2 separate regions of the Mus musculus genome follow, and region 1 is linked to region 2. A link is a loop called in an ENCODE intact Hi-C map of the cell type or tissue named here. Cell type or tissue: left cerebral cortex. All regions are shown on one strand. Each heading gives the region's core, and the rest is flanking DNA. Links, peaks and the distances in the headings are about the cores only.

What was found. A loop is a pair of places that touch in the nucleus more often than their neighbours do. Peaks named below come from ENCODE experiments on the same cell type or tissue, not always from the same donor. Only the 100,000 strongest peaks of a DNase experiment are listed, where the experiment ranks them.
Region 1: it touches region 2 in a loop (5-fold over the local background); 3 of 42 quality-filtered maps call a loop at or near these places.

What each region holds. Positions count from the first base shown.
Region 1 is chr14:17,424,540-17,440,173 of GRCm38, forward strand. No RefSeq gene overlaps it. Among named protein-coding and RNA genes, the nearest start is that of Gm32121, 25 kb to the left of the region's middle. In left cerebral cortex, for the core only: no CTCF peak of the experiment used is centred there; DNase peaks (open chromatin) are centred at 4,696 and 6,635; H3K27ac peaks cover 980 bases.
Region 2 is chr14:17,505,294-17,520,927 of GRCm38, forward strand. Gm32187 (a long non-coding RNA gene) reads right to left here. Exons shown (of 4, transcript XR_383104.2): 4 at 12,639-12,924. Among named protein-coding and RNA genes, the nearest start is that of Gm32187, 14 kb to the right of the region's middle. In left cerebral cortex, for the core only: no CTCF peak of the experiment used is centred there; DNase peaks (open chromatin) are centred at 6,847, 7,663, 8,191 and 8,676; H3K27ac peaks cover 2,015 bases.

The sequences.
Region 1 (15,634 bases), core at 3,690-8,689, 82 kb before region 2:
CTTGTTACAGTGGAAGACAGCAGCATTTTGGAGATGCCAGTACCATGAGATGACCACCAAGAACAGTAGCTGGAGCCTAGAAGACAAGACGTCTGCTACAAAGGAAAGGGCTAGAGAAGAGACCCCAGCCCTAGGAGGAGCCCAGAAGATCGTGAGTTGGATCCCAGGCATTGGACAGTTGGAGTTTAATTTTCGCTTTTGATTGTGACTGTGCCCTGATATATTTTCCCTCTTGAAGAAAGAAGATATTTTATTGGAGTCCACAGTTAAGAGACTTTGAATTTTTAAAAAATTTTGAATTTTAAAGGATATTAGATCTTTTAAAGGGATTTAACTTTTAATATGTAAAGACTGTGGGACTTTTAAAGTTGTTTAGATCTTGGGAATGAATAAGTAAGGTTGAGGCTTACTTGTGATGTGTTTGTGTGTCAAGTTGACAAGGGATCAATTGTACTGGCTAGTTTTTGTGTCAACTTGACACAGGCTGGAGTTATCACAGAGAAAGGAGCTTCAGTTGGGGAAATGCCTCCACAGGATCCAGCTGTCAGGCCTTTTCTCAATTAGTGATCAAGGGGGAGGTTCCCTTGTTGGTGGTGCCATCTCTGGGCTAGTAGTCTTGGTTCTATAAGAGAGCAGGCTGAGCAAGCCAGGGGAAGCAAGCCAGTAAAGAACATCCCTCCATTGCTTCTGCATGAGCTCCTGCTTTCAAACCTGCTTGAGTTCCAGTCCTGATTTCCTTGGTGATGAATAGCAGTATGGAAGTGTAAGTTGAATAAACCCTTTCTTCCCCAACTTGCTTCTTAGTCATGATGTTTTGTCCAGGAATAGAAACCCTGACTAAGCAGTACCTTTTATAGGGTTATAGTTTTTCAATTTTATCCATGTTAAATTTGAGTCTTAAAAAAGGATAATTATGAATTAAAGATCCTTTAGTGACAAAATAAACCCATTACCACAAATGCAGTCCACAGAGAGAATGAGAACTTCATTTTGATAGTCTAGTTTTACAAAATTCTGCTTTTTTATATGAGTCAGTTTCTCCAAATAGTTAAAGCTTAACAAAAATAGCAACAATATCTCAGGGTTTTTTAATGACCCGGTTTTAAAACAAGCTGTCTGGAAAGGCTGGTCTCAAAGGAGGAGTACAATTGTCAATAGATGAATACCTTGTGAACAGTCACTCTAACCAATACGTTAGTAAAGTCACACAGCATGCTTCCATCTTGATGAGGGTACCAACCAAGGTGGTGGCAAGCCACACAGTGTTCCAAGATGAGCTCATGAGGCACATAGCCTTTTTCTAAGCAAGAGTTGGGTCCAAATTACTAATGTGTATGCTATAACAAATGAAGATTATCTATGTAGTTATTTTCTCCCTTTTGTCACAGATTATAAGCTAACTTTAAATTTTATAGCTCCCTTAGGAAACATACTCAATAAACTTATAAATCCTAAAATATACAAAGTTAAATTATCAAAAAAAGCAAACCTTCAAATACAGAAACCCAAAATGAGGAGGCAGTATTTAGTGAGCCACCTTGCCATTGCTAACCTCAAGGGAAATAGGTTACTTCTCTCTGGTTCTGAAGCTAAGGGTCTTTTCCTGGGAAGTTCTATTTTGCTATCTGTGTTCCCATCATAGAGTAAGGTGACCACCCTGACTGATTTGGAGGGAAATTTTAAACAAACATGCATGAGTCTGGAACAGTTAGCCCAAATTCCAACTCCAGAACTAGGCTTTTCAATAGAGTAGAACAGCCTTGAGGGACTCTGGCCAGCTTGAGTGTGGCAAGCATGGCTCTGGCAAGCCAAGCCCTTCTCCTCCATTCCCCCTGCCTTGCTAAAACCCATTAGATTACATTCTTGAACTACCCCGACCCCCAAAATCTATTCCCTTATTTTGTGACTACCTTCTCCTGAGGCTGACTACCAAGGTCCATCCATCAAAGTATGGAAGTCCAGCAATTAACAGCCCCTTTGGCTCATCTAATTAACATGGCCAATTAAAATTAAACATATCATTCTAATATGGGGCTTCCTCTTTTAACTTTATAAACTGTCATTATTCTATGGGCCACATCTGTCTACTCTCTATCCAGAGGGTGCTCTCTGTTCCTCCAGGACTAATACCCCTCTTTCCTCTCCCTTGTTCCCTGCCCTTCCCCTTGTCCTCCATTTTCTGTCTTTGCCTCTTATTCCCTGCCTTCTGGGGCAAATGAATCTCTCTTGTGCTGAGAACTTGGTCTTAGGGGTCCAGAGCTGCCTTTTTCTTTCAAACATGCAACAAATTTTCAATATTATCCATACTTCAAAGACATTTGAGTCTCTGTAAGACTGAATTCATCAATCAGCACTTCAATGGCCAGTTTGTGTGTGTCTGCAGATGGAAGACAACCTGAAATGTGTTTCCCTCTTAGCTGTTAACTGCACGCTGCTCTCTCCAGGCTTGGAAAGGCAGAAACATAACTAGGCCAAAAGCAGGAAGCAAAGAGTTCTGTTCTATTTCAGTTAGGAATAGATATAAATTTGCAAGGCCAGCAGAAACAGCTGGCAGTGTGACTTGTGAACATGGTTGTAAACCAGGACCTTGAGAACATTTAAAGTGAACTGTGTGGGCTTATGGGGAAGGGGCTCAGACCATACTAGTTTTCTGCCTTGTGGAGTTACCTAACCAGGAGGGAGAGCATATGAAAAGAACCAGAGCTTATCTCAGAGGAGATGCAAACCTTTGGGCTGGTGTTGTGCAGCACTTTTGCTGTTCTGTCAAACCTGAATCCATATGCATGTCCCCACTGCAAACTGCAAACTGTGCTGTCGCGGTCATTGTGCATGTACCTTAAATACTCCCACATTTGTACTTAAAACTTGCATTGCAGTGTGCAAACATGAGCAGCAATATTTATGCAAATTATTCAGAATGCTAATTTTCTTTTTAGAATCAGATTAAAAAGCAAATAAAATGCATCATGATGTTTGCAGGAGATAGCAGAAAAGGTTTATAAAAAATTATTTCTCTTGTTTTTTGTTGTTGTTGTTGTTGTTTATCATTCTTTTTTTCATCTTTTTCTGTTTGTTTTTATGTTTTTGTTTTAAGTGAGGGCCTCACTGTAGGTCAGGGTGGTCTGGAGCTTTCTACATAGGCCAGGCCAGCCCCAAACATGCTTCATGTCCCACTCTGGCTTAAAACTCATGACAATTACCCTGACTCAGCTTGTCGGTGTGAACTACCATGTCTGGCTTATTTCCTGCTTCTGTGACAATTACCTGGCTGGTTCTGAAGTAGTAGGCTAGTTGCCCACACAAATTCAGGTGGATTCTGTATGTGACAGGCAGGATGTCTACTCACCAGCAGGGGCCACACATGCCAACTCATATTCTGTTCCACTACATTCTCTTTTACACCATGGAGGGGTGAGAATGGACACTCTGTACTTTCAGTTCTCTAAAGTTAACAGGGCATCTCTGCTCCCATTGCTGTGTATGACTTTTTTGTTAAAATGATGTTTGTCAGGTCACTGTTGCTGAGCATCCACACCTCTGGAGAAAGATAGGAGACAATATAGTAGTTTGACTATGATTGGCTCAGGGAGTGGCATTCTCAAGGGGTATGGCCTTGTTGGAGGAAGTATGTCACTGTCGGGCTAGGCAAGGAGATTCTCCTCCTACCCATGTGAGAGTCAGTTTTCTCCTAGCGGCCTTCAGATGAAGATGTAGAAATTTTCCTGCACCATTCTGCCATGGACCAGCCTTAATGATAATGGACTGGATCTCTGAACCTGTAAGCCAACCCTAATTAAATGTTGTCCTTATAATAATTGCCTTGGTCATGGTGTCTGTTCACAGCAGTAACTAAGGCAGACAGTGCTAGGAAATCTGCTTTGACATTTGTATACCTCCGGCTGAACTTGAAGTACCAAAGCTAGCTCACTGTCTACCAGCCTCGATCCTTTCCATTCTCTCCTCTCCTTATTGGCAGGGTTCATACAGTATTTGTCATCTTGAGCTACACAGTAGAACTATCTGGGAGCTATATGAATACCAACAGGTAGGCACTATTCCAAAGGCTCTTCATATAGAGCTTCTGTGGAGCTAAGACCCAAGTCTTATGTGTCTTTAATTTTAAAAAACTTATTACAGTTACATACTTGCAAATAACAACACACTCTCTGCCACCTATGATTGTTCTGAACCCAGTATTGTGCAAGCAGAATCCTCTTTCACCTTTGAATGTTTTCCAAATACAGGGAATTCTTGCATACAACCACAAAAATTTTAAGAACTGAAAAAAAGAGTCAAAATTTTGTTTATAGGCCTTACTGAAATATTGTTGTTATCTCAATAATGTCCGGAAAGCAAAGTAAAGCCCACAAGGAGTCACTATTTAAAAAATCAGTTCTTAAATTCCTCAAATCCTGACAAAATATGAAACTCTATTTTTCAAAGATAAAAATTTTATTTGTAATGTGTTTTCAAACCAGTAGTAAATGTGTTATAATTGTACATCTTAATGTGGTTCATTGGGATTTGTCCCCACATGGATGTAGCAAACTGATCAGACAGACCTTTTCCTTTTAGGTTCTTTGAGCAACTTGCTACTGGGTCTTCAGGGAACGCACAGCAGACTATAGTCTGTGGCCACCCTGCCATACTTGCAGGATGCTGGTGCTGGCCGAAAAATAGAAATCCAGGGTGCCTTCGGCTGAGGTAGAACAGTATAAGAAAGGCTCTGGCAGTAGTAGCAGATGCTTCTTGAACATTCTTGGCACCTCTGAAGGAGTTATTTGCAGGGTAAAACACTTAAGAGGTCAAGAGGGCATAGACATGGAACTGAAAGTCAAGCATTGTGCTTGAGACCTGAATGTCACCAGGACCTTGCCCTGCCCTTGCCTACCTAGAAAGCTTTGAAGGCATTGGAGGCCTCTTTTAAGTCTGGTGTTTCTCAGTACCCAGGCTGCAGCAAATAGGGTGAAATTCAGCATGCTTCCACCGCTGCTCCTGAACAGTACACCTCTTCCCCCAGTCAGGAACACAGGCTGTTGAAAGACCACTGCCCTGGCAGGGAGCCCTGTGTGCAAGTGGGACAAGCAAGGAGAGCAAGCTATGCCAGCAGACCCCCTCTGCCAGCAGGATCCACCTGCAGCTTCTCTGGTGACAGCCTCTGGCATTTGTAAGGAACAGGTGCCCAGGGGCTACACAAGAGAATGAAGAGCTTTGTCCAAGAAGTTAATAGAAACAGAGAGAGGAGGGAAAAAAAACAGCCTTATACATAATGGATCTGTGGGGCCTATTTTGGTTGAATGAGGCTTGCTCTGGTGACACAGTAGAAAACTCTACAAGGGGCAGAAAAGCGAGCCATGTTCCCAGAGCCAGGTGCCTGTCACCACAGGGCCCCCAAGTCCATAATTCTGTGACCATCAGTCATGCAGACAATGTCCCAAGCTTCTGGCATTCTGTCTAGACTCCACCCCCCACAGTTACCTGACTATATAGCCAGGTATGCTCCTCCCCACAGTTACCTGACATCATCAAGATAGCCCAGCCCACTATAAAAGGGGCTGCTTGGCCCCTCCTCACTCTCTTTAAGCTTTCACTTTCCTAATCTCATCTCTAGCCCTCTTTCTCTCTCTCTCTCTCCCTTTCCCCTTCTTTCCACGTGGCTATGGTTGCCCCTCTCTCTTTCTACAATAAAGCTCTAAAAACCACAGACTGTCTCTGTTTATCAAGGCCCACCATACATTCTTAAACGCGTTCTCACGACCGGCCAGGAAGAACACAACAAACCAGAATCTTCTGCGGCAAAACTTTATTGCTTACATCTTCAGGAGCAGGAGCGCAAGCCCCAAGCCCCAAAAACGAAAGGCCCCCCGCTTACATCTTTAGGAGCCAGAGCGCCAGAGCGTCAGAGCGCCAGAGCGCAGAGCAAGAGAGAGAATGGCGGAAACCCCGTCCCCTTTAAGGAGAATTATCCTTCGCCTAGGACGCATCACTCCCTGATTGGCTGCAGCCCATGGCCGAGTTGACGTCACGGGAAAGGCAGAGTACATGTAGTGGAAAAATACCCTTGGCACATGCGCAGATTATTTGTTTACCACTTAGAACACAGGATGTCAGCGCCATCTTGTGACGGCGAATGTGGGGGCGGCTCCCAACAATACATGAATGATGGGATAGACTTTCCCTTAATGAGCCATGTCTAACTTTCCTCCGGAAGGCCTTCCTGCACTCCAGCCACCGCAGACCAGGGACTCTTGCCCACGTGAGAACCACCTAGCGCCCCACCCCCACCCCCTCCTCCTGCCCTTTCCTCCCTTCGGCCCTGGGGCTGGCTTTCAGATTTTCCGTGGTATCCAGTGTGAGATGCCAGAGACTGAGAACCTGTTATTAGGACTGCACCTTGTCCTTCCCTACCCCCACCCCCACCCCCAGCAAGCTCAGATTCCGTGGCTTCACACAGCCAGACACCACCCGGGACCTCGTGGAAAGCATGCAGCAGTCCTTCCATGTCTGCCTGCCCAGAGTACCGAAACTCTGGTAGGAAACGGATTTTCTCCCACTCCCTCTTTCCCCCACTCCCAATGCCCCACATGCATCCATGAGTGGGATCCATTAACAAGGATTAACATATCATGCAGGCACTTTCTTACCTTAGTCATATGTGATAGTCAAATGTATAATCAAAAGTTAAAGTAGGCAAGGAGTGGGCAGAGAAAAGTGTTAGTCAATGTGGGCTTAAAACAGAAGGCAAAGCTGTTTTTCCCCTCTTGCCTCTAGCTATTTATTATGAAATATCAAACTACTCCAAATGTTTGCGCTCAAAGTGACCATTTAAAAATTTTGCAGTATCCTGAGTACCATTTGGGGGTTAAATAATAGAGTTCTGTTTAATGTGTTGATGTTTTTGCTGGTCATAGTTGAGCTGTGATCTATTAGCAACTGCTGCAAGAAGGTGGTCAGAACTGGATCTTGGTGGGTGTGGGCTTGTTATAGGGATCCAGAGATGAACAGGAAGCTGGGATCACCTCTTTGTCTCTTGACAGGTATCTCAGGGCTTAGCATCCTGCCTCTCCTGATGATCTTTCTGTACAGTTTGTGGACTTCTTATGTCTGAGCTCAGGGCTCCTAAAATGTAGCCTAAGGACTTCTCGACCTTTTCGTCTTAATTTCACATCTGATACAGCTCATCTCTGATTCAACAGTTTGTAGATTCAGCTTACAGGGTGAGCTGTATTTAATGCAGAGAGTGAGGATTCAAAGATCAGAACCCCAGAAGATGTGGCTCATAATGGAAGCCTTTCATTTTAGACTAATTACTATGTTGTTAAGAGGTTATTGATAATGTTTCTACCTAGGGGTAGCAACCATAGGAATAAATGTGAGAGACTGTTGTCAGCCGTTGCTTCTCTAGTGCATAGTCAGACAATGCTCAGATACTAATCCTATTATCTTCCACAGATACTAATCCTATTATCTTCCAGGTGTCTTCTGTACACTAAGTGTGTTTCTAAGACCACTGCCATAAAAGGGGAACAATGACTTAGGGAAGTTTGGGTCTGAGAGAAAATTTATGCAAGTTAATTTAGTGAGGATAGCTGGGAAAGACAAGGCTGAGCATTCAGTATGGATTAAAATTCAGTATGGATTAAAAAAAAATAACATTAAGGTGTCTTCTTGTGGACTTGGCTTTGGCTCTTGAGACTAGATAGCTTCAAGTTTTCTTGGTTTATCTAAAGAGAGAAACAAGCGTTCTAGATTCCCTAGAGAAGTGTGACCTTCCATATCTGGCAAGTTTTGCTGCCAGGTTTAAACGCCCTTCTCTTGCCCAGTAAACGATGGTGAAGGAACCTGTGAGGAAAAGCAAAAACAAAATGTCATTTGAGTGGTTTGTTAATAATTTACTCATGCAAACCAAGTAAATAACATTGTTGCTGCTCTAGAAATGCGGGGCATTTCTGGACATAATAGATGTAGCAGGATATAACCAAGTAAGCATGCAGGGTGCACTTATGCCAGCTGCCAATTATCCTTCATCACTAGTCATTCATTCATACAGTGAAACATCACCAATCAAATGCTAAGGTTCACGCATCTTTATAAACAATTCCCAGTTGTACCACTTTTTTAAATTTAGTATTTAGGATGCTACATTACCATCCAAAAATTTAGCCCTCTTAAGCATTTCTTGCATTTTCAAATTAGATTTCAATAGCCATGTTTGTCTAAGCTCATTTGCTTTGTGAAACGATTATTGTCCTAAGAAAAATTAAGAAGCTAAAGCTTTGTAGCTGATCTTCGGGTCCTATGTCCAATAGTATACATAAAGCCACGGAGGGGACTTGTCCCTTGGTTCTGCCTGACTCCCACATCAGCCCATGGTGACACCATTTATAAGCAATCTGTTATTATTGCTTTAGCTGATAAATTAACTGCCATAAATAACATTTTCTGGTTTCTCAGAGACATTAAAGAAGGATTGATTGTGTAGGGTGCCTCTGTCGATAATAAATGGGCTTCCTTTTTTCCTTCAGGAAACGGAACTAGGTTATTATCAGTCAAGAATCAAGAATGTGGAACCCAGGTTGCATGATGATTTTTCTGCTTCTAAGAGAGTAGGCCTGCCTATGTATTTCAGACTGCTATGTATCTGGAATTCTGTTGTAGGTTGGAGGGTTTATTTTTTGTCTTTTTTTTTTTTTAATGAGGGTATAAAAATAGAGAAGTGTTTTCAGAAGATGAAGCCACAGTTCCCCAGGGTCAAGGCAGGACTGTATACTCCAGAGAGGAAAGAAGTTCAAGTATAAATATAGAACACACCAGGGAAATTTTTTGCCTTCATTTCAAATTTATGTAATTAAATTATAATTCTTCTTAACAGACATACATGATGTAATTTGTTATGTAAAAGATGTGACTAATAAATGATTTGTGTGAAACAGTCACAGAGAAGAGAATGGTTTGGGCCTTATGTATTCAGCTCGGATGTGAATGAAATGTCTTTCTTTAGAGTAAGGACTGATACCTTTTGCACATTACACCCACAGTACATCTGTTTAGAATGAATGGAAGCTGCTGTTCTATTTTCAAAGTAAATGGATATGGTTTTAAAGATCCATCTTTACTTCAAAGTCTAGGAGAGATATAGAACAGAGCAGACTAGAACTGAAACACTATTTATGATAGAATTCAACTGAAATCTTGATGGAAAATGTTTGTTTGCCATATAAATTAAACAGTAATTTTTAGAAAATATTAACAACTGAGCAGATTACTACATAACTTTAATCACAGAATGTGTGGAGATGAGGCAGGAGGATTGCTGCGAGCCTGATGTCAGCCTACAGACCAATGCCAGATCAGTCAGAGGGAGACAGAAAGCGTTTCAGAAAAACCTTTAAAGTATCCTTAAACTATATCCTTTGTTAAATTGGTATCGTGTGTGTGTGTGTGTGTGTGTGTGTGTTCCTGAACTGATTTCCCAACTTAGCTTTCCAGATAGTCTCTCACTAATTCTGAAACATACCGGTTGCTTAGACTGCCTTGCCATCAAACCCCAGAATCTCCCTTATTCCCTCTGCTGTCCCCCTAACCCAGAAAGCCCTGGGGTCACAAAGGCATTCCATGTCCCATACCTAGTTCTCAAATAGGATGTTGGGGCTCCATACTCAGTCTTTATGCTAACACAGAGAGCACTTTCAGTAGTTACTCTCCAGCTCAAATTGGTGTGACTTTTGAAAATACTTAATGGTTAGCAGATGTTCACTGGGAAAAGAAAATGCATTTGGTAGTATTGCAAGTAAAAAGATCAAAAGCCAGTACCTGCTGAGCAGGGTCAACAGTTGTTCTTCAAATAGAAATAGCTTGGTACCAGATCAAGCTCACCATTGAAAACATGACTCATCCATCTGGCCACTCATTGTTTACTAAGGTCTTTGATTTGGTAACTCTTATTTTCTATGCTAAGCTCAGAGAATTTTACCTGAGGGTCTAGCTCCAGCTTGATAGATGTCCTGGGGATTAGTGGGGGTCTTCTCATGATGTGGAAGCTTGGAGGGGTGCTACTTCCATTCAGGCCTACTAGAATGGGATGGGAAGTTTTCCCCGAAGGAGTAGATTACAGGTTATCTTTGAAAACTTTGAAGGCGACTTCTGACCTGTTCTCCCTTCCTTCCCAAGCATACACGTGCCATCTTCTCAAAGAGAAAGTATTGCAGACTCACTGTCAATGGATAGCAGTGGGACACTTTCTCTTTACAATGCCAGAACAAGACATTTCTAGACACCAAAGAGGAAAGTAGAGAGTCTTCAAGTCTCACTTGATAGAACAACTGTGTTCATCAGGGATCTTGGAGCTGAATGTGGAGACAAGGCCTTTAGTCCCAGCATTCAGGAGGCAGAGCCTGACAGATCTCCTTGAGTTTAAAGACAACCAAGTCAAAATTCAGGTTCCAGGCCAGCCAAATGTACATGAAGTTCTGCCTCAAAAAAAAAAAAAAAAAAAGGGGGGACCTAGTATATAGTAGCAGCCAGGGCAGAGACTATAGCATCACTGTGACCAACACTTTTCATGGAAGAGTGGTTTTTATTGTTGTTTTGTTTTATTTTGTTTTGTTTTGTGTTCTCTCATAAGAGCCCTAGCCAATGTATGGGACCTTGTTCAACTATTGCAACATGAGAGCCATTAGCATGTAGTGGGTGAAAGTCAGGGATATTGGATAAGCCCTACTATAAATAGGACAAAGAATGGTCTTCAGTGCTTAATTTGAAAAGCCATGTTGCAACCCCAAATGCTTTACAACTAGGTTACCGAGAAAGCTTGCCAGCTGCCTACATCAAGGCATTTGTGAGGAACCCACTGAGATACAGTTTTGGAAAGAGATACTTGTGATCCATAACTGTTTGTGAGTTGAATTGGAAAGACAAGGTGTAAATAGATATATGGTGGTCAGAGAAAGTGAGTTCCAACATGTAAATATTCTACCTCTAAGCATGTAAATATTCTACCCTGTCCCTGTGTGCAATAACTTTTCAGGCTGACTGCATCCCCAACTGGTCTTGAACTTCCTATTTCCCTGACGAGCCTCCTGAGTCATTGGTATTACTAGCTTCTGCTACTTGGTACAGCTCTATTTGTTGCGATATATGCAATATTTAATTATTCTGTTTTTCAGGCTTATATTCATTTCAAATACACCACTTGAGCACCTATTTGTGTGTCAGATAAAATTCGATAGAGTCTATTTATAGTCTGTACACTTATAACAGTGGCTCCTTCCTCCAGAGAACTTGAAATCTCTTCACACAGGAAAAGACTAGTCCATTTTTATAGACTCATAAGATGGATGAGTCAGGTGAGGAGGAAATGTTTATAAGATTTGGTTGTGACAGTGATCTAGGATTTTTGCCGATAGAGGAAGAATGTACTTGTGAATTTCTTAATAATTAAAAATTAATAAAGCTAAAGATTCATTTGAGAAGATATATTCATTTGAGAAGATAGTAGTTATTCATGCTTTCAAAAAGTAGCCACATTCTTCACCAAAATACCACCAAAACAGTCTTTATGCCACATTCTGAAATTTTTCTCCTTTGAAATCTCTTGGGCCAGGTCAACACAGTTCAAATTACTCCCAGCAACAAATCTTATAAACATTTCCTCCTCACCTGACTCATCCATTCGTATGAGTCTATAAAAATGAACTAGTCTTTTCCTGTGTGAAGAGATTTCAAGTTCTCTGGAGGAAGGAGCCACTGTTATAAGTGTACAAACTATAAATAGACTATATCGAATTTTATCTGACACACAAATATATTTTATCTGAGAACAAATATATTCTACACATTCTCCTAACATATTACCATCAAATTCAAATGTACAGCACAGGTAAAGCCTTTTATAAGGAGTTCAAGACTCCCACAAACATAAGGAGAATATATAAATAAGATTCTTGTGATGGTTTGTATATTCTTGCACCAGGGAGTGGCATCATTTGAAGGTGTGGCCTTGTAACAATAGGTGTGTCCTGGTAGGAGTAGGTGTGTCACTGTGGGTGTAGGCTTAAGACCCTCACTCTAGTTGCCTGGAAGTCAGTCTTCCACTAGCAGCCTTTGCATGAAAACATAGAACTCTCAGCTCCTCCTGCACTATGCCTGCCTGGATACTGCCATGCACCTTGATGATAATGAACTTAACCTCTGAGTCTGTAAGCCAGTCCCAATTAAATGTTGTTTTTTATAAGATTTGCCTTGGTTATGGTGTCTGTTCACAGCAGTAGAACCCCAAGTAAGACAGAAGTTGGTACCAGGGACTGGGGTATTGCCGTGATAGGTCTGACCATGCTTTTATTTGAAATAATGTGGATTTTGGAACTTTGGATTTGGAAAGCAGTGGAATGCTGGGGCTTAATGAGTCATCCCAGTAGGAATATGGAAGACTTTGTTGCTGGGAGTAATTTGAACTGTGTTGACCTGGCCCAAGAGATTTCAAAGGAGAAAAATTTCAGACTGTGGCATAAAGACTGTTTTGGTGGTATTTTGGTGAAGAATGTGGCTACTTTTTGCCCTTGTCTGAAAAGTCTGTTTGAGACTAAGGTGAAAAGACTCAGATTAATTGCATTGTCAAGGGAAGTTTCAAAAAAGCCCAGCAGATACTTTGTTCTCTGGTTAAGTCTTATGAAGAGATGTTTGAACAAGCATAGCAAGCTTAGAAAGGAAAAATATAAATTATATGGTTCGAGTATTAAAGGAGTAGCAGGAAGTGAAATGGAGTAAACTCTTGTGTTCTAAGAGATAACAAATTAAGGGAGTGGGACCTTGGGGCAAGATCCTACACAGCTAAATTTAGATCCAGGCATGGTGGTATACACCTTTAATCTCAGGAGACTGAGACAGGCATGCTGATCTCTGTGTTCAAGGTCAATCTACAGAGCAAGATCCAGAAGAGCCAATCTTAGGTAGTGAAGGAGTTGGAGAACAGAAAGCTGGTGATAATGTAATAGAACAAGGGGGCCATGTTCCAGCCCCTGCAAGCACCAGAACTCTGCAGTTTCAGCCATGTGGCTCTGGCTTTAGAGGGAATAATAGAAGGGACTACTTGGACAATCGATGCTAGTTAGCTGGAGCTAAGAAATTAGCAGTAATTAAAAAGAGACCAGCGTCACTGAGGTGAACTCTTCTGGGAAGTGTTTTCTGTGAGCACAAAAAAGCTGTGTTCCAGAGATAGCCAAGGTTTTACTTCTCACTGCAGCTGTATTTGGTAATGTGTAAGAGTCACTAAGGTGGTACTGGTTTTGAAAGCATGAAGAGTTATGAAGAGCAGCTGAGGCTTTGCACAGTGAGAGGCCGTTGATGAAGGTGCAGCCTCAGTTGTAGTTGATGGCCCAGGACTGAAGGGGTCATGCAAAAAATTTGAGGCTTGGCATCATGAAGAGAGCCTATGAGAGGCTATTGGTAAGGCCTAGTTGGAGTGGAACACTCCATTGTATTGGAGATGTCAGTAATATGGGATGATCACCAAGAACAGAAGCCTTAGTGGAGTGGATCAACCTGAGCTTAGAGTACTACAGAGGGCAGAGCTGGAGAAGTGATGCCAGCCATTAGGAGGAGCCCAAAAGATCAAATGGAATCTCAGACACTGAAACAAGAAGCTGTAACATTGAAATTGCCTTGGAGACTCAAAGATGTTAAAGATGCAAAGATGTGAGAGCCATGGGATGCATGCTGAGGAAAGCTGCTAACTGGGAGTAAAACCAACCCAGGAGAAAGCAGTTTGCTGCAGTCAACAAAGAGGAAAAAGGAGTGGAGATCTGAAGACTGCGTTGACATCAGCCATGGAGATGCAGAGTTTGGAGTTTGCCCAGCTGGTTTACTGTCTTTCTTTGGGGATTACAGTTAAGTGGTTGGATGAATCTCAGAAGAGGCCTTGAACTTTGGATTTTTAACACTTTTGAGACTGCTATAGACTATGAGGACTTTAAAAGTTGGACTAAATGCATTTTGCATTATGCTATGTTTAAGTATTACCTCCCAAAGACTCATGTGTTTGAACAAGTCTATGGGGGCCAGGGAGTGGAATGTGATGGTTTGTATATTCTTGCACCAGGAAGTGGCACCGTTTGGAGGTGTGGCCTTGTTGGAACAGGTGTGACCTGGTAGGAGTAGGTGTGTCACTGTGGGTGTGGGCTTAAGACCCTCACCCTAGTTGCCTGGAAGTCAGTGTTCGACTAGTAGCCTTTGGATGAAGACATAGAACACTCAGCTCTGCCTGCACCATGCCTGCCTGGATACTGACATGCTCTCACCTTGATGATAATGGACTGAACCTCTGAGCCTGTAAGCCAGCCCCAATTAAATGTTGTTTTTTATAAGACTTGCCTTGGTCATGGTGTCTGTTCACAGCAGTAGAACCCTAACTAAGACAACTCTCATGTTAATGACAAGAAAGATGAAATAGAAATGTTTTTAATAATCACACCTTAGTAGAGCTCAGAAGATAAAATGCAAGCTTTGAGTCATCCCAAAGGCATCGTGGCAGGAGCAGGAGGCTGAGAGCTCATATCTAAATTGCAAGAACAAAGCAGAGACAGAAAGCTGGAAGCAGTGAGGGAATTTTCTGAGAACTACCTCCAGTGACATACTTCCTCCAGCAATAACATATCTTCTAAACCTCCCCAAACACTGCTATCGGCTGGGCACAAAGTATTCAAATGTATGCCATGGGGACATTCTCTTTCAAATCCATATACTACCCATCCATTCCAGTATTACTCTGTTGCTGTGATAAAGCATTCTAATGAAAAACAACTTGGGTAGGAAAGGGTTTATTTTACATTGTACTTCCAAGTCACATGTCATCACAGATGGGAATCAGAACAGGATCTCAAGGCAGCAACCTGAAGGCAAAAACCATAGAGGAATGACGGTTGCAGGCTTAGACTCTTATTTACATAGTTTATTTATATTGTCCAGGATCACCTGCAGAAGAAATGGCTCTGCTGACAGTGGGATAGGAGAATCATGACAGTTCATTAGAGACATACCTGTAGGTCACTTGCATAAAGATAATTGCTCAGTTTAGACATTTTTAAGGTGGCTCTATGCTGTGTCAGTGTCTTAGTTACTTCTGTATTGTTACATCATAATCAAGCAATTTACAATAAATAAATAAAAATATTTGGCTTATGGTTTCAGAGAGTTAGAATCAGTAATAGTGGAACCAAGACACAGTGGCAGAACAGCAGCTGAGAGCTCACAGCTTGATCTTCAAATGGGAGGGAGAGAAAAAGGCATGACTTTGGAAACCTCTAAGCCCCACCACCAGGGACACATCTCCTTCAAGGGTCCAACTCCTCTTAACCCTTCCCAAAGGGTTCCAACAACTGGCTACCGAGTATTCAAACCCATGAGCCTATTGAGATCATTCTCATTCAAACACCATAGTCAGGTTGACAGTTAATGTTAACTAGGTCATCGTCTATATTTCATTTTTTTGTATTTCAAAATGAATGTCCTTCTGTGAAGATATCCTAACATACTATCATAATCTGCTTAGCCAATTGTGTTTCTCTGTGGAATACTTGCCAGTAAGCTCCTACGTTTGAACATCCGGTATCCAGGTAGTGGCACTGTTTTAGAAAGTCAT
Region 2 (15,634 bases), core at 4,596-9,595:
GGCGTTCCCCTGTACTGAGGCATATAAAGTTTGCAAGACCAAGGGGCCTCTCTTCCAATGATGGCCAACTAGGCCATCTTCTGCTACATATGGAGCTAGAGACACGAGCTCTGGGGGTACTGGTTAATTCATATTGTTGTTCCACCTATAGGGTTGCAGTTCCCTTTAGTTCCTTGGGTACTTCCTTTAGCTCCTCCATTGGGGGCCCTGTGTTCCATCTAATAGCTCACTGTTAGCATCCACTTTTGTGTTTGCCCAGGCCCAGGCATAGCCTCACAAGAGACAGCTATATCAGGGTCCTTTCAGCAAAATCTTGCTGGTGTATGCAATGGTGTCAGCGTTTAGAGGCTGATTATGGGATGGATCCCCGGGTGTGGCAGTCCACAGAGACATTTCTACTGGCAGCAAGTTCTTAGGTGTAGCTATGTTTGAGTTGACTATCAGTCTATAATTCTGTAATTCTATGTACCCCAGTTTACCTCTCCTTGAATTAGGATTGTTATCGTATGTGTCTCCTGAAAATATAGGACACAGGTCCTTTCTCCACTCCCAGTGCCACAGGGATCCTACTGAAACAGAAGACCCTGAAACCAACAGCAATCATAGACACAGTTGGACAGCTGCCAGGGGATTGTGTGTGGAAAGGCAAGTGTTTACATGAAAATGTAATTATAATTACAAGATTTTAGAGAGTCAGACAGAAGCATTAATGGCAGAGAACCAGTGTGATCTGGAATTCTGATGTCAGGAAATTAAGCCACCTCAGAGCAAGTCTGAAGCTATCCATTGGACTGTAGCATAGGAGGGTTTCTCCTTTTAGAGAAAATCTGTCCTGTTTCTTTTTACTTCATGTGTGTGGTAGGAAGTGGTGTACACATGCCAAGCAGCATGTTTGGATGCTGGAAGGCAACTCTCATAATTCTCCCCTTCTACTCTGTGGGTCCCAGGGATTGAACTCAGGTCTTCAGGCTCCGTGTCCCTACTTATCCATCTTGTCAGCCCAGTTTATTCTAAAAGAGAACAAATAGTGCAAATGAAATTATTTTAATTCTTTTGTTTTTGCTTTCCACAGAAATTCCTACAGGATGACTAAATATTTATTTGAAAAAAATTGGCTAACACTTTAGGGAGATGTTTATTGTCTAGATTCTTCTAGAAAAACAAGGAAATGAGTTAAGAACTTTCAGTGAATGTCTATAATTCCTACAATCACATTCAGCCACAATTCAGTACCAGTTATTTGAGCTCAGCAAAAATTTTTTCAAGACAAAGAGGAGCCTTAGTGGTAGATGGACTGTGTTGGAACCAGGCATGTGGGCCGTGGAGATGGAACCTCACTGGCAAGCATTTCTGGAAAACAGGAGCATGGTGCACCCTGACATGGCCAGCTAGTGAGCTGTAGGTGCTGGACCAGCAAGTAACCCCAGGTCTGCTTCCTCATAGCAGACTTGGCAATTCCTCAACTCAGGGGTGATGTCATTATTTGAGACTCTATCTCAAAAATAATAGGAATGCCATTTCAGTGTATAGAATTTAAAATGATGAGCAGGCTGGAGTTGTCAGAGGTGCTTTATAAGGGTTTAGGATCACATCTTCTCATGTCACTGAGGGTTACCAAAGATTAACATCTGGAATAGCCATTTTTAAAGGGCCAGTGTTCTTCATATCAGTGTTCTTCATTGATTTTTAGCAAAACATTTACTGAAAGAATTTTAATGGCTGGAGATGAAGTTGAAGAGCTGAGGTAGTAATCAGCTAATCTGTCCATTTGTGAAATCTTAATTTGGTTCAACAAATGTTTCATTTGTGTTCTTTGGAGAATTAGCCACTAGATTTAGTACTGTTTTTAATGGATTGTCTAGATTTTGTTTCAAATTGCGTTTCTAGAGAAACTTATTATTCATTTACTCATTCATTCGTTTATTCATTCATTTTTTACTTAGGAGTTCATGTAACCCAGAATGGCTGCAAAATGACAGAAGACAACTTTCAATTTCTGCTCCTCCTACCTCCATTCCATAAGAGCTGGAATCAGAGCCATGTGCTTTCAAGCACTATTTATGTGGTGCTGAAAATCAAATCCAGGACTTCACAAATCCTATACAAACACTATACCCACTAGCCAACATCCTAAACAGCTGCCCAACTTATAATTTCTATATATTGCAGTTCAAATTCCATATCACTGAAGTATTATGAATTGTATACTAGGAAATTACTTTGAGTCAAATATTAAACTAATTATATGAATAATGAATATTTGCTATTTTCATAGTAATAACTTATAACAAGAGTGGTTAAGAAGGTTTTATGACATGTAGACTTTCTAAGTGATGAGCTGTGAGTTCATTCTTAACTCCTTCACCCACTCTGACCCACCTCTTCTGCAAGCACACAGCCACACCTGATTCCTCACATAATGGCAGCTGCTTTCCTGCTGCAGTGATCTGCTTGAGTACCTACCAGAGATCAAGGGGCCCACAAGCAACAGTGTACTCCTTGCTCATTCACAAGAGAGAGTTTAACCCCTTGCTAGCATATGACTTACCATAGTTGTAAGGCTGTGTTCTAAGGAGAGGGAGTGTCATGTCTAGTCCTCTCATAATAACTTTTAGGATATAAATCTGTCAGGTAAGTTTTCAGTTTTCCTCCTTGAAGCACGTACTACAATAAGCCACTCATGTTCCTTTTCCATTTTCTAAGAATGACCCTTTCCCACACTCATCAACACAGTTTACACATGTCTCTACTTAGCACAGCACAATGTTCCCTGGCTCCTGATTCCTTAGTCAATAGTTTCAGATTCCCAGAGTTTCCATCTCCCAAGACATTTCTAGAATTGTCTAATTTGGGGTACAACCCAAAACAACTGAATGAGAACCTTTTTTTAATAAAACACCTAGAACTACTGTTTGATGGTGACTAAGTACATGGTTGGTTCATGTGTTTGAACATTCCACTCAGCCCTGCCCTCCCGAACTGTTTTGGGGACACTGTTTTGGGAAGGTTATATGGAACCTTGAGGAAGTGGACCTGTTGTGTATCTTCTGCTGAAGAATGAAAAAAAATCTACTTACTCCAGGAAGGAAACCAATGACAGAGCAAAGAAACAATGTTACCAAAGTGTTCTTGGCAAGCCAATGGTTTTATTGTGCTTAGTTATGGGAATATGTGTGAGGGGGATGAGAATATATGTGAGGGGGGTGAATATGTGTGAGAGGAGGTATGACTCCAGGGCATTCTTTAATCACCATAAAAAGCCCACCTCAGCCTGGATGACAAATCATGAACCCTGCATTCCTGAAACTCTCTGTGACTTGTCCATAGCAGACACTAAAATAGTCTCTCAGCAGTCCTTACTGCTTATAGAAACTCAGGGAGGAAGGAACCCTGCAAATCTGATAATTTCCTACAGATTTTAAATTGACTATTTTTTGAGTCACACACATCCATTTAGGATGAAATGTTAGTAATTGAGAATTTTGATGGTAGCTCTGTATCCTGCCTGCTACCAACACATCAATCCATGCTACAAATTCCCATTTTCCTAAGTGCCAAATCTGTCTCCTCTCTATCCAGAAGCATCCTTTGTCCCTTGGAGACAAATATCCCTCTCCATTATTCCCATCCTCTTCTCTCACACCCTCTATTTCCTGTCTTTGTCTCTTATTCTCTGTCCTCTGTCCCTTTGGGGAAAATTAATCTGTTTTGTGCTAATAACTGAGCCAATACTTTTCCTTTCAAAAGCTCAGTGAGTAATTTTCTTCCCTAGCATATAAGAACTCCTGGGTTTGATTCACAGCTCCGTATACAACTGCAAGCGATGCTACATGCCTCTAACTCTAGCACTCTAGAGGTAGAAGCAGGAGAATTAAAAGTTCAATGTCATCCTAAGCAGCATGGGATATTTACATCCATATATCCTATTATTTTTTTTATACAAAGGGCCCTGTCTCATGTAATTCAGCAATTACTGAGTATGTGCTATGCTCACACAAAGACTAAGGCTTAACCCCAATCACCATATTACAAACAGAAGTATATATGTTATGTGTCAGAGTTTTCTAAAAGAACAGAACTGACCACTAAATCCATATTAAATTTGGATTCATGGAGTGGCATACAGGCTGTGGTCTGACTACTCCAACAGTGGCTGTCTCCTAATGGAAAGTTCAAGAATCCAATAGTTTTTCAGTGTACAAGGCTAAATGTCTAAGGTGGTCTTGAATATATGTTGGGATTCCAAAGAAGTTAGCTCTAACACCAGTGAATCACTTATTAAAGTAGATTCTGAAAAATATCTGCAGCAGGACAGATAAGTTCCCCAGAGAAAGAGAGGGTACATAGGCAAAAAATGGGGTCTTCCTTCTTCCAGTATCTTTTATACAGGCTTCCACCAGATGGTGTGGCTCAGATTTAGGGTGGGTCTTCTGACCTCAGAGATCCACTTTTATCAAAAGACTTCCCATCTCAAATAATCCAATTAAGAAAAAAATCCAATATAGGAGATGGTCAGCTCCATAATGAACACACTAATTAGCTGTTCAGTGCCAAACAGTCAGTCCTGAAATGTCCTGAAAACATACATACAAAATATACAAAACATACAAAAGAATAATACTCCATGAACCGAGATTATATTTAGGCCTATATACACATACACACCATAACAACGGATGGGAGGAGAGGCCATGAATTTGAAGGAGACAGGAGGGAGAAATGTAAAGATTTGAATGATGGAGAGGTAATGGGAGAGAAGGGTAGGCCTTAGCTGAGCCATGATCACCATGCTTGAGCTCCCCAGAGTCTCCTCATGGACTGTATCCTCAGGTAAGGGTTGTAGGCTCATACTTTTCAGAATCTACTTTAATAAGTGTACTTAAATGCTTTAACTTACCTCCTAGACCACCACCCACCAGAGGTAGTGGAAAGGAAAGGGTAATAGGGTATTGGGGGGTGTGGACCTCTTTAGAAGTAGTTCTTTGGAGCTCACATAATCTGCATTGTCCGGGTATCAGCAGTTCACTTCCCAGGAATCAGTAGCAGCAGCTCCATCCACTCACAAACTCCATTCAAGAATCAAAACAGCAGTTTGATCCACAAGAAACTGAGAGCCTTTGCCAATTGGTCCAAGTCTGTGGAAGCAGCAAGAAGCCACCAGAACATTACCAGAAGTTCTTTGGTGCATTTCTTTCTATGAAATCATGACAAAAGATGACCAGCAAAGAGTGGCAAGGCAAACCAATACCACACAGCATAATTGTCAGTTGGGTTATATTTTCCAAACATCATGTGTTCTCTAAAGCATCCTCTCTAGAAAAGCTCCACATATCCCCTTTCTAGGCTGCCTCCAGAAAAACATCATATATCTCTTCTCAGAAAAATATCCTCCCATGTGTCTGCTTCAGCAAAACCATCCTCTTAGAAGACAGTTTCCAGAAAAAAAAATCACAAGACACAACTGAGTCTCCAAATAAACAAGAAATTTCTACTTCAAAGGGTCCTGAGTAGGACACAAATGACTCAGTTAAAAAATATTTCAAAATCACATGGAACATTTCAACAGTGTCTTGATCCTAAAAAGACTCTATCTTCCTGGGCTTGCAACAAGGTTCACTGGCATTCCATGGCTATAGTGTTAAAGATATGCCCAAGAGACTTTTATAAGGAACTCAAAGAACCAACAGTTCTGGTTGATACAGGGAAGACCAGGTCTAAGAAGTTCTATTCCAAAATGCTGGTGTAGATAAGAAGCATATCTTTAAAGTTGTTATATTCCACCAAAGGAACCATCTTGAATCTAGCATAAGTAGATCCCTTCTAAAAGGATATGAACTAAGGAGCTAGAGACATAGAAGGATGAGTGAGGATTGTGAAGACATTGTGAAAACTTGCATATTTGAGTCCAGGGCTATGGTGAGCTGGCAGGTATGTGAGCTTGTACTGAGCAAAGGAGCTTAGCTGTAGTAGGTTAGATGTAAAGATATGAGAGACCATTTGGTCAGACAGCACAATTATAAGAAAGAGCCCCAGAGCATCTCATGTCCTCAAGCCAGGGGTTGGTTATTCTGCATATTCTATCTGGATACACCCATTATTTTTCTACAACTTCTCTTTTATTTGAATGTGAAATGGTCCCCAGAGCCTCATGTGTTTGCAGAGTCAGTCCCTGACTGATTGAACTGTTAGAAGGTTGTAGAACTTTGGGGAAAGTGTCATCTTGCTGCAGGAAGCACATCAATAGTGGTAGACCTTAAGACTTCATAGCCAAGCAATGTTTATTATCTGCTTTCTGCTTCTTGATTACAGATACATGTGAACATCTGCTCTGTGTTCTGTCGCCACATTTTCCCCTCAATGATAAAACAAAATGAGGCCTTACCTCTAAGATGCTTTTGTAGCAGGTATTCATTCATAGAGATAAGAAAAGTGTCTTTTACACAATTTAGCCCAAGCAAGCCTGAATGCAATTCTGTTATTTGCCTTTAGTTGTCAATGAAAAACATTTCTAGTTTACAGGCAGTTACCCTGTGAACACTAATCTTATGTGAAACATTCTTTACCAAAAACGGGTACTCAATAATTTGGCATTATAAGAATAAGCAAACAAATTAAACATAAAACCCAGAGAAAATATTCTAAAGCAAGAGTCTTTCACTATGATTCTACAAGTTGGTGGTCTAATTTATGCATTGATAGCTTCTAAGTCTTGCCAATACAAATTATTCCTCTTCCTCCTCCTCCTTGAGAAGCCCATCCTTCATGGATGCGTGGATAGTCTTCCTGAATATGGAACTTTAGGTGTCAGGCACAGCAATCTCAGAGGCTAGGTTAAGCATCTTGGCAACCTCACACACTCTTACCACATCTGCTATCACAGACTCTGGCAAAAACAGCACAGGAGGCAGGAATGGGGAATGGAGAAAAGTTCTTAGTCTTTGACAAAGGTGACTATCTCAGGCTCAGATTCAGGGTCCCCCAAAGGGTGCAGTAGGGATGAGATGCCGAAGTGTGTCATATGCCAATATGTTGAACACATATACATCATGTGTGTGCAACATCCTTCTCTCATTCCCTGTATACATATGCTGTATACATATACTACACAGCCCAGAGATGCAAAGGAAGATAACAATGAACAAGATAACAATGGTAGAAACATAGCAGTTAACAATGCTCATTTTTTTTATGAACAGGGTAGAATATCTGAGGCCAGTGTTTAAAAATCTTTACTGTTAATGCTCCACAATCTATGGGACTTAGGCCCTGAACATTGACTATGGGTGCTGAAGAATTAAGTAAGGACTGACACATGGACACAATGGCAGTGATGTTGGAACCAAGTGAGATTGCTACCTCTGCAGCCAAGACCTTCAGGAACTTTTATTAAGTACAGCACAAGGGAAGAGGGTAGCCTTAGAAGGAGGCTGTTCTAGGTGAGCAGTCTCAGGCTGTAATCATCTGAGGAGGAAGCTGCAGTCACTAGTCTTTGTACATCTTTGTCAAAGGCCATAACACTCATACAAGAATGTATGAAAAAAGCTTTGGCATTCCTCTTGAACCTGGTTCATATGCATAATGGCTTTGCCAGTTTTTCATGGATCCAAAGCCCTGAAGTACTCCACATGGCTGGGCCTATGTCAACAATACATATTCAGTCAGGACTTCCCTCATTCTGGCCTTCTTTCCATCCCTACAGAACATTAAAATACACATAGGAAAACTCTGAAATGTTATCTTCTGTGACTTGTTTTCAAAGTGCCTATCTTAGGCAAGGTGAGCAATCAAAGGCATTTGCTATTTCAGTCCCATCCTGTTCAGAAAGACATCATATTACCTCATAAGATTCAGTACACTTTTTGTCATTGTAAATCTGAGAATTTTCAGTAATTCTCTAACATGCCTGCTTACTTACTTCCTCATATAAATCTTCTATCTTTAGCATAACAACTAAAATTAAATTTTTCTTTTCATTCTCAGTAGTTACATGGCTCCTATCATAGAAACTTCCAAATTTCACTAGAATTCTTAAGGAAAAAAAATCAATTGATGAGGAAACACAAGCTTAAAAGATAATGACAAGCTATAGATTTGAATCTGCACCTGAAGTTGTCGATTTCTAGAGTAAGTTGGCAGTGATTCAGGGGAAGTCTTACTCCTCTTAAGAAAGTGGAATGGAACTTTGGATATCTGTGAGTCTCAATCAGGAACTCTCACTACAATTCCCTGGAAGCCTGCTAATATTTCAGGTTTTAGAACCTCCACACAGGCATGCAATAGTAGTATTATCTACTATAGTAGCTAATCTATAACCTACAAGGGCCTAGCAAACAATAAAGTTTGAGTAGCTAGCTAATCCTGCCCACATTATTTTCTGTGGGGTTGTATTATGTAGCAATTTTTATTAGCAGTGGTGATAATCAGTAATGCAGTTTTGATGTAGTCTAATCTCATTCTCCTAAAATTATGTCAGCAAGCTGGAACATGGTGAATTACTCCTGATCCAAAGACAAGGAGAGATGGTTTAGAACCTCTGATGGTGCTCCTTTCCCAGTGAGATTACAGGCATCTCCCAGTGCTAATGTGAGAAATTCTTCATATACCAAGATGGTCAATTTAAAATCTCACACAGATTGTGTGTAGGTGGACTTCAGAGTCTGTGGACAATGCTCAAAATAGTTGGAGCTCCCACATTAGGCTTCAAACGAGGTCTGCTGCTGTCTCTCTGTTCTTTGTATACCATATTCTAAACCTGCAGGTGCCTAGGGATATGCTGATTCTTGTAAACACACATACCAAAAGTACAGTGTGCTCTGCATCTTCATCCTGATATTCTTTCTGAAATAACAGATCAGACCTGAATCCAGCCTATTTGAGATTTGTGTTCATCTGTGCACCATGCACACAGTACCAGGCTTCTTCCTGGACTCCCTCCATCATTGTTTCTCAGTTCAGTTCCTTCTCTTATCCCTTCATGAGGCATCATCACTATCTTCTTTCATTCTTTCAGAATGTGCAAATGTGCAGTTTCTGCATGGATGTTGACCAACATTCTTTTTTTTTTAATTTATTTGTTTATTTATTTATTTATTTATTTATTTATTTATTTATTTAATTAGGTATTTTCTTCATTTACATTTCCAATGCTATCCCAAAAGTCCCCATGCCCTACCCCCAACTCCCCTACTCACCCACTCCCACTTTTTGGCCCAGGCATTCCCCTGTACTGGGGCATATAAAGTTTGCAAGTCCAATGGGCCTCTCTTTCCACTGATGGCCAACTAGGCCATCTTCTGATACATATGCAGCTAGAGTCAAGAGCCCAGGGGTACTGGTTACTTCATATTGTAGTTCTACCTATAGGGTTGCAGATCCCTTTAGCTCCTTGGTTACTTTCTCTAGCTCCTCCATTGGGGGCTCTGTGATCCATCCAATAGCTGACTGTGAGCATCCACTTCTGTGTTTGCTAGGCCCCGGCATAGTCTCACAAGAGACAGCTATGTCAGGGACCTTTCAGCAAAATCTTGCTAGTGTATGCAATGGTGTCAGCGTTTGGAGGATGATTATGGGATGGATCCCCAGAAATGACAGTCTCTAGATGGTCCATCCTTTTGTCTCAGCTCCAAACTGTGTCTCTGTAACTCCTTCCATGGGTGTTTTGTTCCCAATTCTAAGAAGGGGCAAAGTGGCCATACTTTGATCTTGGTTCTTCTTGAGTTTCATGTGTTTAGCAAATTGTATCTTATATCTTGGGTATTCTAAGTTTCTGGGCTAATATCCACTTATCAGTAAGTACATATTGTGTGAGTTCTTTTGTGATTGGGTTACCTCACTCAGGATGATGCCTTCTAGGTCCATCCATTTGCCTAGTAATTTCATAAATTCATTCTTTTTAATAGCTGAGTAGTACTCCATTGTGTAGATGTACCAAATTTTCTGTATCCATTCCTCTGTTAAGGGACATCTGGGTTCTTTCCAGCTTCTAGCTATTATTAATAAGGCTGCTATGAACGTAGTGGAGCATGTGTCCTTCTTACCGGTTGGAACATCTTCTGGATATATGCCCAGGAGAGGTATTGCACGGTCGTCTGGGAGTACTATGTCCAATTTTCTGAGGAACCGCCAGAATGATTTTCAGAGTGGTTGTACAAGCTTGCAATCCCACCAACAATGGAGGACTGTTCCTCTTGCTCCACATCCTCACCAGCATCTGCTGTCACCTGAATTTTTGATCTTAGCCATTCTGACTGGTGTGAGGTGGAATCTCAGGGTTGTTTTGATTTGCATTTCCCTGATGATTAAGGATGTTGAACATTTTTTCAGGTGCTTCTCAGCCATTCGGTATTCCTCAGGTGAGAATTCTTTGTTTAACTCTGAGCCCCATTTTTAATGGGGTTATCTGATTTTCTGGGGTCCACCCTCTTGAGTTCTTTACATATATTGGATATTAGTCGCCTATGTGATTTAGGATAGGTAAATATCCTTTCCCAACCTGTTGGTGGTCTTTTTGTCTTATTGACGGTGTCTTTTGCCTTACAGAAGCTTTGCAATTTTATGAGGTCCCATTTGTTGATTCTCAGTCTTACAGCACAGGCCATTGCTTTTCTATTCAGGAATATTTCCCCTGTACCTATATCATCGAGGCTTTTCCCTACTTTCTCCTCTATAAGTTTCAGTGTCTCTGTTTTATGTGGAGTTTCTTAATCCACTTAGATTTGACCTTAGTACAAAGAGAAAGAATGGATCAATTCACATTCTTCTAAATGATAACCGCCAGTTGTGCCAGCACCATTTGTTGAAGATGCTGTCTTTTTTCCACTGGATGGTTTTAATTCCCTTGTCAAAGATCAAGTGACCATAGGTGTGTGGGTTCATTTCTGGGTCTTCAATTTTATTCCATTGGTCTACTTGTCTGTTGCTATACCAGTACCATGCCGTTTTTATCACAATTGCTCTGTAGTACAGCTTTAGGTCAGGCATGGTGATTCCACCAGAGGTTCTCTTATCCTTGAAAAGACTTTTTGCTATCCTAGGTTTTTTGCTATTCCAGATGAATTTGCAGATTGCCCTTTCTAATTCGTTGAAGAATTGAGTTGGAATTTTAATGGGGATTGCATTGAATCTGTATATTGCTTTTGGCAAGATAGCCATTTTTACTATATTGATCCTGCCAATCCATGAGCATGGGAGATCTTTCCATCTTTTGAGATTTTCTTTAATTTCTTTCTTCAGATACTTGAAGTTCTTATCATAAAGATCTTTCACTTCCTTAGTTAGAGTCACGCCAAAGTATTTTATATTATTTGTGACTATTGAGAAGGGTGTTGTTTCCCTAATTTCTTTCTCAGCCTGTTTATCCTTTGTGTAGAGAAAGGCCATTGCCTTGTTTGAGTTGATTTTATATCCAGTTACTTCATTGAAGCTGTTTATCAGGCTTAGGAGTTCTCTGGTGAATTTTTAGGGTCACTTATATATACTATCATATCATCTGCAAAAAGTGATATTTTGACTTCTTCCTTTCCAGTTTGCATCCCCTTGATCTCCTTTTGTTGTTGAATTTCTCTGGGTTGGACTTCAAATACAATGTTGAATAGGTAGGGAGAAAGTGGGCAGCCTTGTCTAGTCCCTGATTTTAGTTAGATTTCTTCTAATTTCTCTCTATTTAGTTTAATAATGGCTCCTGGTTTCCTGTAGATTGCTTTTATTATGTTTAGGTATGGGCCTTGAATTCCTGACCTTTCCAAAACTTTTATCATGAAGGTGTGTCCGATTTTGTCAAATGTTTTCTCAGCATAAAAGGAAAGATATTGTGTGAATTTCGTTTTATCATGGAATACTTTGGTTTCTCCATCTATAGTAATTGAGAGTTTTGCTGGGTATAGCCTGGGCTGGCATTTGTGTTCTCTTAGGATCTGTATAAAATCTGTCCAGGATCTTCTGGCTTTCATAGTCTCTGGTGAAAAATCTGGTATAATTCTGATAGGCTTGCCTTTATATGTTCCTTGACCTTTTCCCCTTACTTCTTTAAATATTCTATCTTTATTTAGTGCATTTGTTGTTCTGATTATTATGTGTCAGGAGGAATTTCTTTTCTGGTCCAGTCTATTTGGAGTTCTGTAGGCTTCTTTTATGTTCATGGGCATCTCTTTCTTTAGGTTTGGGAAGGTTTTTTCTTTTTTTTTCTATAATTTTGTTGAAGATATTTGCTGGCCCTTTGAGTTGAAAATCTTCATTCTCATCTACTCCTATTATCCATATGTTTGGTCTTCTCATTGTGTCCTGGATTTGTGGATGTTTTGAGTTAGGATCGTTTTGCATTTTGTATTTTCTTTGACTGTTGTGCTGATGTTCTCTATGGAATCTTCTGCACCTGAGATTCTCTCTTCCATCTCTTGTATTCTGTTGCTGATGCTTGCACCTATGGTTCCAGATTTCTTTCCTAGGGTTTCTATCTCCAGCGTTGTCTCACTTTCAGTTTCCTTTATTGTGTCTATTTCGATTTTTAGGTCTTGGATGGTTTTGTTCAATTCTATCACGTGTTTTGTAGGTTTGTGTGTCAGCCTCCATGTGCCTCTGTGCCAACGTACAAGTGTTTCTAGGTGTCCTCGATGGTAATCAATGTGTATGGTGTGTGCCTGGTTGCCTGAGGATCTTCAAAGTGAATATACCATGTATTCCCTACTGCTGTGTGGCTCCTGGAATTATCTTTCCCCTCACATTTTCCCTCTCCTTTCTTGGCACTGCAGCTGAGACCTCACACTGGAATTTTTGAACTCAAAATTAACATGAGGCTCACCTAATAAATTAATAAACTTACCTTGCATTCTACAGAGCAGTACATTTTTGCAAATACCTTCCAGCTTGTTTTCTCCCAGTGGACCCAGAGTTCACATCTGAACCTTGATTGGCCATTCTCCTGATATTCTGGGGAGAAATGGATGACTATGGCTTACTAAAGCACCATCAATAGTATGTGACACTTTGGCAGCTTCCATGGAGCTGATGAAAATGTCACTCAGCTTGGCAGGCCAGTGGTACAAATAGAGAAACAGATAACTATCCTCTCTTGGAACATCCTTCCTGGCTGTCCCTTTCTCTCAGCCCTACCCTGTACAGTCTCTCTTAAGATATCATTTCTCTAAGGATAAGCTGGGAATATCTCCCTGGGTATTAATATCAATATGTTCCAGTCACTGTCTTATGACCACTTCTGGGGAACTTCAATACAGGATTCTTATTGGAACTTCAACCCCAGTGAACCTGGTTGGGGCACCCCTCCTTCCCACCCCAATGGCTCTTGTTCTCATTTTCATTTCTGTGTTTTATGAATGCTACCTCGGTATTCAAAGTGATAACTCGAGGAACATATAACTAATGGCCCATTCTCCTCTTTCCTTTACACACTAAGTGCCAGCAGCAACAGTAAAAACCAAGCTTGTAGCCTGGAACATGTCTCCCCAAGGATCCCTTGGCTGGCTGGTCTCCACAAGACATTCTACACCAAACTCTAGCTACCCTTCTATCAAGGCAAAGGAAAGGCATTAGGCAGAAACCATATTAGGTAGGGATCTGATGGTTATCAATGAGATAATACATATAATTTATGAAACACCAGTTACCCATGAGAACAATAACCAACAGATAAATTCTGAAACAAAGTACCTAGAACTAGTTACAGGATACATTTGGGCCCCATGTAAATTGAGAATTTAAATGGGTTAGTCTGTTGAATAGGCAAAGAGGGACTATAAAGCAGCAACTTATTCAGAGGATGTCAGATGCTAGAGCACAAATTTTCAACTCTGTGACCAGCTCATGGTCTCTGATAAAGTAAATGACTTGAGTGACATGGATTGTCTGAATCCAGAGTCTAAGGAACTGGGAGTTTCGCTTTTTCTGGCAAATTGGCAGGGCTCTGTGGCTGCCCAGGAAATGGCTATCAAGGAAGGAACAGTACTCATTCAAAATGAAGGCTAAAATAGTGAGTGTCCACATATTGCATGAGCTAGTCATGGAATCTAAGTCAGAGACAGCACCAAAAAACAGTCAAGCCTGGGAAAAGGAGTCACCTTTCTTCATGAGATTCCCCAGTAATCAGAGGTAAGCATGTATTATATCAGGAGCTTTAGTTCAAAGATCATTTGCTGAAAGAGAGGTCATGTTTACATGGCATGTATTTTGAATGGGCCCTACAGCTTTGTTTAACTCCAAGCATGGTTCATGGCCCAACTCCATTTATCTCCCCAGGAGCTCATTAGTATTGTAGAATCTTAGACATCATTCACACCTGCTAAATTATGAACTTCATCAAACATTTATTCCCACACTAAACTTGTAGGCATAAGAGTCCAGCAGGTGAGATTCCACTCTGCTCACTTTGATTGACAACTTCTTGCATAAAACAGCAGTACCAATGTTGGGAAATTGGCAGTATCTTAGCCACTTCTATTTCTGTAAAGAAGCTCTATGTCCACAGCAACTTATAAATGAAAATATTTCACTGGGAACTTGCTTCTAGTTTTAATACATAAACGAATAACCATCATAGTGGGAAGCATGGCAGTATGTAGGAGGGCAGGCAGGCTGACAGGCATCCCTGAAGTGTAGCTGAGAGCTTATATCTTATTTGTATGTTGAACACAGAGAACCAAAAAAAATTTGACATTGTTTAGGCTTTTGAAATCTCAAAGCCCACCCCAAGTGGCACACCCCCTCCAACAAGACCACACCTCCTAATCCTTCCCAAAACAATTCTACCAGATAGGGACCAAGCATTCAAATATGTGAGACAATGCGGCCATTCTCGTTCACAGGCAGTGAGGTGGCAGAGAAATCTACTTGATCCTCATGCTCAAAGATAGTGAGCTGGGGGAAAGGCTAGATTTATTTCCAGAAAAAAAGTTAGAATTAGTTCTGAATATAATGGGACATATTATTTTATTTAAAGGTTTTAATTTTAATTTAATTGTATGTGTGTTTTGTCTCTCTGTGTGCATGCTCATGTGTGTGTGTGTGTGGGGGGGGGTAGGAAGCAGCCAGGAAGATCAATAAAAGGTATATCCCTTGAATCTGGAGATACAGTTGTTTGATGTCCAACATGAAGGCTTGAAACTTAATTTAAGTTCTCTATAATAGTACAAACCCTTAATTGTTAAGTGAGTGATCTCTCTAGGCTTGATGGAACATTATTAATTAGTTAGGTATATTTCTGCCTTTAACCTCTAGTGATATATAATATTTTACTTTTGAGACAGAGGGAAAATAACATGGGCCTATACAGTATAGCTTCAGCACCTGTCAGCAGGCTTGAAATGACACAGGAGGCAAATGGAAGATGCTTGCTAAGCTGTCCATGCTGGAATTTTGGTCACACATAGCCCATGGTTTCCTTGTATCTGGATGATTACTACAGAAACTATCTGTAATTACTGGTCCCTGGCAGATGTTTGTAAGACAATAGGTTTGGTTGGAAGACTGTGAAACTCTTCTGAATGGAATATGTTATCATGCATATGGTTGATCATCTCTTGCTTCAGTGAAGACTAAATGAGATTAAAATAAATGACCCATTGGCCCAAGATGTCTTAAGACTCCCTCCTTTGGGTAAAAGAAAGATTTCCATCATCCCTAATAA